Linked DNA regions of Mus musculus: region 1 is linked to region 2. A link is a loop called in an ENCODE intact Hi-C map of the cell type or tissue named here. Cell type or tissue: heart. All regions are shown on one strand. Each heading gives the region's core, and the rest is flanking DNA. Links, peaks and the distances in the headings are about the cores only.

Region 1 (2,925 bases), core at 252-2,751, 110 kb before region 2:
TTGCTCATTAGTGTCTATGGTGATCCATTTATTTCAAAAGAAGATAGTTGGAGGTTGCTGAGAGTACGGATGCCAGGAAGTGGGCTCTATGGAACCATTTTGGAGATTAGCCACTGTGCTTCCATAGCACTTCTTTCTGAATCCTTAGACTCATTTCCAAAAAAAACTACTTTGCTGTGGATGGAAGGGTTTTGACCCCCCTGAGAATTCATACAGTGATTCTCCAACTAAAGTCATGTCGAACTCTTAATAAATCATGATAAACCTTTATGACCTCTTAGTGTCCTGGCAAGGAGAGACCTCCTTTCTCTTCACACAGCAAGAAGTCAACCTCCCAGAGAGCAAGAAGGGCTTCCTGCATCTCCCCTCCTACCGCCAGCCTCCAGACTATGAAAATGTGCATTCTACTCAGTCACAGAATTCTCATTTTGCAACAGCAAGCTAAGCTGATTTTGCACAGTCTTCCATTACAAAATCCTTCCTTGAGTTTAAACTGTTATAGGCAAGTTGAGTGATTCTCTAACACTTTTAATGAGGCAAATGAATGCTTGTAGGTATTGTTATGGAATGAATTCTAAAATATATCATTAAACCCCCCAAAGCAAGATGCAAAATGTTTCTATTTTAGCATGTCATAAAGTTGACAGACTAAAAAGGAAATTTAATGATATGTACTAGTAATAATTTCAGGGAAGAAGATGAGTTTATTTTCATGATTTTCATGTAAGTACTATTTGAATTTTTGAAACACATTCTGTGGTCCTGTAAAAACCAATTTGATTTTATTTGAGAGGTAGTGATACTGTGGCAATTTTTATTTTCTCTATAATTTTCTGCCTGAAAAATCCCATAGTACTTCAAAAAAAAATAAATGTAACAGTTAAAGTTATCTTCCACCAGAAAGAACCGAGGACATTAAAAAGAAAACAATAATAAAAAAAAGTTGTAAATCAAGACAGTATGGCATTGTGTCTCTCTAGGTGGGAGATGCAGAATTAAGCCAATTATTTTATACAAAGGGAGACATGGAAAGGAATTGCAGAAATAGGCACCCATGCTCAAGGACACAGCATACCTCTTGAAATTCATGGTTCTGTCTGTGAGTCCATTCTCTAAACACCATATTAAAGCTGGATACATAGAGAAATAGCCAGGAAGAATACGTCTAAGACAATTGAGTTCTGACATAAAGCGATTGGAAAACAGTTCCTATGGTCTTCCTGACAGTACAGAAGAGACAAGACAAGACAAGACAAGACAAGACAAGACAAGACAAGACAAGACAAGACAAGACAAGACAAGACAAGACAAAACAAAACCCCTTTGTCTTGAGAAAAAACAAAAAACAAACATGTCTTACAAAGTTAAAACAACAGCAACAACAAAAGCTTTCTCTTGTCTTGAAAATGAGAGGTAACATTGATGAAGCAGATGATAAGTGAAGAGGAAGTTTTCAGCAGAAGCACCCCTTCTTCAAGACAGTAAGATGGGGGTTCCCATAACCAGAAGCTGTGTAGTGTTAAGGTGTTGCAGACCGTAGCCACTAGGTGGCACCAAACAGCAGTTGGGAATCAGGATAGATTCTGTGGTGTGCACAAGTCTCTGTCACTGATAGATTCTAGGATCCGAACTCCAGTTCAACAACCTGGAATGAAGCCACTTCATCTTCATTTTCTCTCTCAAAACCAGACCTGTGTGCTTATTGCAAACTGTTACTGTCATAGTTATCTTGTAACTCTCATAGATGAGTGATTTCTCACTAATGCTAGCACATTTACACCAGATCAGAATTTATATTTCTACTAAAGTATTTCACTTGCCAATTCCATTAGACTACTGGCGTAAAGAAGAGAGGAGATGGGCCAGATGCTAAATGTATTCTTTAAAATCACCTTTCAGGAGAAAGAAGGTAAAGTTTTAGAAAGTCAACGCTGTCCCCTAATTTCCTACTGTCCTTATCGTGTGGTCCATCTTGCCAGCAAGGCATTACGTACCTTATCCTCGGCATCTGTAGAATGCTCTGGCCTCTGAGCGTTGCTATGTGTCCATTCTGATATTCGGGGATATTAGGAAGTCACAACACAATTAGCACTATCGTCTGAACATATAAATATTAATATCAAGTCAATAAATTTAGAGTAGTTAATACCTACTCTAAAGCATCATATTCCCTTCATCCAAACATAATTCACACCCTTGGCTTAATTTCATTTATAATATATATCAACATGAAATTAGATCAAGATCTTGTTAATATGAGTGGGACAGCCAAAGCCTAACTTAAATAGTGTTGACAATATAAAAAACAAAATAAAATAAGCCTCACTGGTTTAAAAAGCCAGACGTACTCTGAGAGAAGCTGTATTTCCTCAGGTCTGGTATCTATTTTGGGGTTTTTATTTGTGCCCTACACTGGACATACAGTATGTGCCTTTCCAAACAGAACTCACTGGACATAGCAAGCATAAAACTAAATGTGCTTAGAAATACCATTGCCAGATAGAAAACACAATCCATAGCTTTGACTTCTACGTGGACCACTTCATTCATTCCGCTTATAAACTCTCAACTTTTTTTTCTATAAAATTGGATTTAAAAGTAAGTGATAAAAAAAAAGTCAATCCATATAACATGTTTTTCCCCTGCTTCCTGTGGTTAAAAAGCCTTCCTCTTATTCTGTTCTTTACCAATATATATATATATATATATATATATATATATATATATATATATATATATGTATATATATATATATCCCTGCATTTTTAAAAAATACTAAGCCATGCATATTCATCTTCTAACCCAATTAATTATTTATGATTAATTATTTATTAATTAATCATGCTAAATTTTAATTATGAAGCTCTTTTCTCTATCTCACACTTTCTTTGTTCCTCAAGAAACAGCAGAAAAATCTTTTAGTGT
Region 2 (2,925 bases), core at 305-2,804:
GAGAGAAAAAAAAGGAATCAGGATGGTGAGTGGAGGAAAGAGGCAGAAAATGTACAACTTCCCAGTCATAAAAATTCTAGCTAGGCACATACAGAGGGGCTGAGGTAAAGCAGTAAAATGAGGAAGATTAGCAAATGGTTTGTATCAAAACGACTTTTTGGGCATCAGCTACTTAACAAAACCCACCGAGTTTAATTATATTTTAGTATGCCACTGTTCCATTTTTGAAGTCTATATTTCTATAACAGTGCTTTATTTTTTCCCCACAGCCAGCCTATCAGTGGAATGCTCTCAGCCAGCTTCCTCCACGTGTACAGCACAAGGCACATGGTAAGACCACAGCTTTAATAGGCATTCCTTCATGTATGCATACAAAAGGGATCTCTAGGGAATGCCTATTCAACATCCCTTTGTACCAGGAAAGAAGTTACTATGAAGTTGTATTGCACCCACAACTCCAATTTGTGGTCTGGAGTGAACTCCTTCAGACAATGTTGAGATGCCAAAATGTGTGTCCCAAATCTGTGTTCTGCTCCTATTTTAGGCTCAGAGTCAGAGACTTAGAGATGAACCTTTAAATACAGCCATTTACAGCACCCATGTAACAGCAACAGCGTTGTGATTCTACCCTGAAGGACAGGTGTGAACCCACAATCCAGGAGGCTCCGAGGCAGACTATTGCTTGTCCTGTTTTGAGACGTGGTCTCACATAGAACAATAGCCTCAGTTTCATTCGGTAGCTAAAGATGAGCTTGAGGTCCTGGTCCTGCTGCGATGTCCTAAGAGCCAGACCTACAGGGCTACACCACCAAGCCTAGCAAAGCAGATGTTTCAAATGTCATTGGCAGAAACCCAAAGCTCAGAACTGCTTTCCCTTGGGATGTGATGCCAGACTCCAAGGAACAGTTCTGTTCATCCAAAACTGTTTACAGCAACCACCTCCGATGGTGCTGGAAAATAGTAAGTGCCATCTGCAAAATACCCCAAACTGAAAGCACCTGTAAGTCTCATTTTCCTTTGGTTTACTATTTTTCCCCCATTTCTGTAGAGCTAATCTTACCTTCTGTTTGTTTGTACAGTGCCTTGAGATGGCCATCCAGTGGTAGTATGAACGAAGTTATTCTTCTATTCTTAGCCATTTAAAGCCTTACATGATATATACTTACTCCACCTTGTTCATTTTCAGAGATGAACAAAGAATTTTTCTAGATGGGAATTTTTCTAGAAACCTCAGGATAAGCTCTGTAGCTTCAACTTATACTTGAGATGTTATCACATTTAATTCAAAGCTGAGATAATGAGTTTTGTTTTTAACATGCTCCACTCGACCAATTCTATCATCTGTAATCGCTAATGACCTGGAGTCTCTACTGCCACCTAGCTCTACCTTTGCAACTTCACACAATGTTCTCTTGTTCCAGCCACACATTGCAGGGCCTCAGCTCTCTAAAACCATAGAATGGAGTAGGACTCCATGGCACTTGCAGTCTTGGCCTTTTTGCTTCTAATGTAGCACCATGGGGATGACACTGTCAAGTTCTGTTCCATTAGATGGAATCTAGGACGCTTGGACCCGAGTTGCATCAGCTTCTGTGTGCTGACCTTGGGAAAGGTCTCCCCTAAGCTCCTGCTTTTGAGGGATGGGGAACACCCTCAGCTGATTTCTCAGTTCAGGTTTTCTCCTTTCATGTGAATTTGCATTATTTTTATAAAGCCTTTAGTGAGTAGGTTTTATCTAAAAGTTATCCTTTATATTGTTCCAGTGTAGAGTGCCATTGTACGCTTCAGTGATGCTACTCTCAAGAACAATTAGAGCTGCTTTGTTGTCTGCACTCTTTCCGTGAAACTGTAACCTTCTTCCCATTCCCTGCATCAACCAAACAAATTAGTCTGCTATGTTTAAGTTCAGCTTCACGGAAGTCTCAGGACAGGGTCAGAATGTAGTCAGAGTCTTTGCCAAAACACCACTTCTCTAATAGAGCTCCCATTCTCCTTTGAGACCTCATGAGCCAGGCCTCCATTGTCTTCATTTTTTTGCAGCACTTTTGTTTCTCAAGATCCCAGAAAATGGTTATTAAGCTATCCTTCCAAAGCACCAAACTGTTGAATGTTTCAGTGATAACAGCTCAAAGGACTGAAGAACTTCATTGGTATGCTCATATAGAAAGTGCCCCACTTCTTTTCTAGGTACTAATTTTTGTCTTAGTTTCTCTTCAGTTATGATAAAATGCTCTGACAAAGAATATTTAGAAGGAAGGGCTTATTTGAAACCTCACAGTTTGAGGGCATACTGTATAATTGTGGAGAAGCCACAGTGGTAGGAGTGTGGGACAGCTTCTCATTTTACATCCATTGTCAATGAGCAGAGACAAAAATGAAGCCATACTGCCCCTTAGTTCCTTGTCTCTGTTTTTGTACAGTATCCTAGCCAGGGAATGGTGCTGCCCATGGTGGGCAGTTCTTCCTATATCAATTAATGTAACCAAAAGAATTTCCCCAGGCATACCTAGAGGCTATCTCCAAGGTGATTCACGATTTTGATAATTAACACTAAGCACCAAACATCAACACTGAGAGTAGTAAAGGCTGTAGGTTACATTAGTATCATAAAGAAACATAAAAAATAGATACTCTGTAATAAAATGTCCAGATATTTTTCAGACACATACTAGACTTTCATTTTGCTTTGATTTCTACTACAGATAGACTACAAGTATAACTAGTAAGGTTTCGGTTCCCTGCCCCCCCCCCCCCCCCCAGTGAAGAAATGCATTAGAAAGGCATGTTGTTAACCCGGGCCATTGCATAAAGTTTGTAGCTTTGAAATCCATTGAATTGCTATAAGGTATCATTTCCCTCTTTCTAGTGGTATGCAATGAAAATAAGATATTATCTCCATGTGCTACAGTTTTAGTCATTAGAAAA

The links. Hi-C counts contacts between places; a loop is a spot of excess contacts. Peaks named below come from ENCODE experiments on the same cell type or tissue, not always from the same donor. Only the 100,000 strongest peaks of a DNase experiment are listed, where the experiment ranks them.
Region 1: a loop joins it to region 2, with 6 times the contacts of the local background. A loop is called at or near these places in 3 of 42 quality-filtered maps.

The regions. Positions count from the first base shown.
Region 1 is chr6:65,508,935-65,511,859 of GRCm38, forward strand. No RefSeq gene overlaps it. Among named protein-coding and RNA genes, the nearest start is that of Tnip3, 80 kb to the right of the region's middle. In heart, for the core only: a CTCF peak has its summit at 1,544 (motif pointing right); no DNase peak of the experiment used is centred there.
Region 2 is chr6:65,614,464-65,617,388 of GRCm38, forward strand. It overlaps Tnip3 (TNFAIP3 interacting protein 3), which reads left to right. Exons shown (of 8, transcript NM_001001495.2): 7 at 270-330. Among named protein-coding and RNA genes, the nearest start is that of Tnip3, 26 kb to the left of the region's middle. In heart, for the core only: a CTCF peak has its summit at 1,378; no DNase peak of the experiment used is centred there.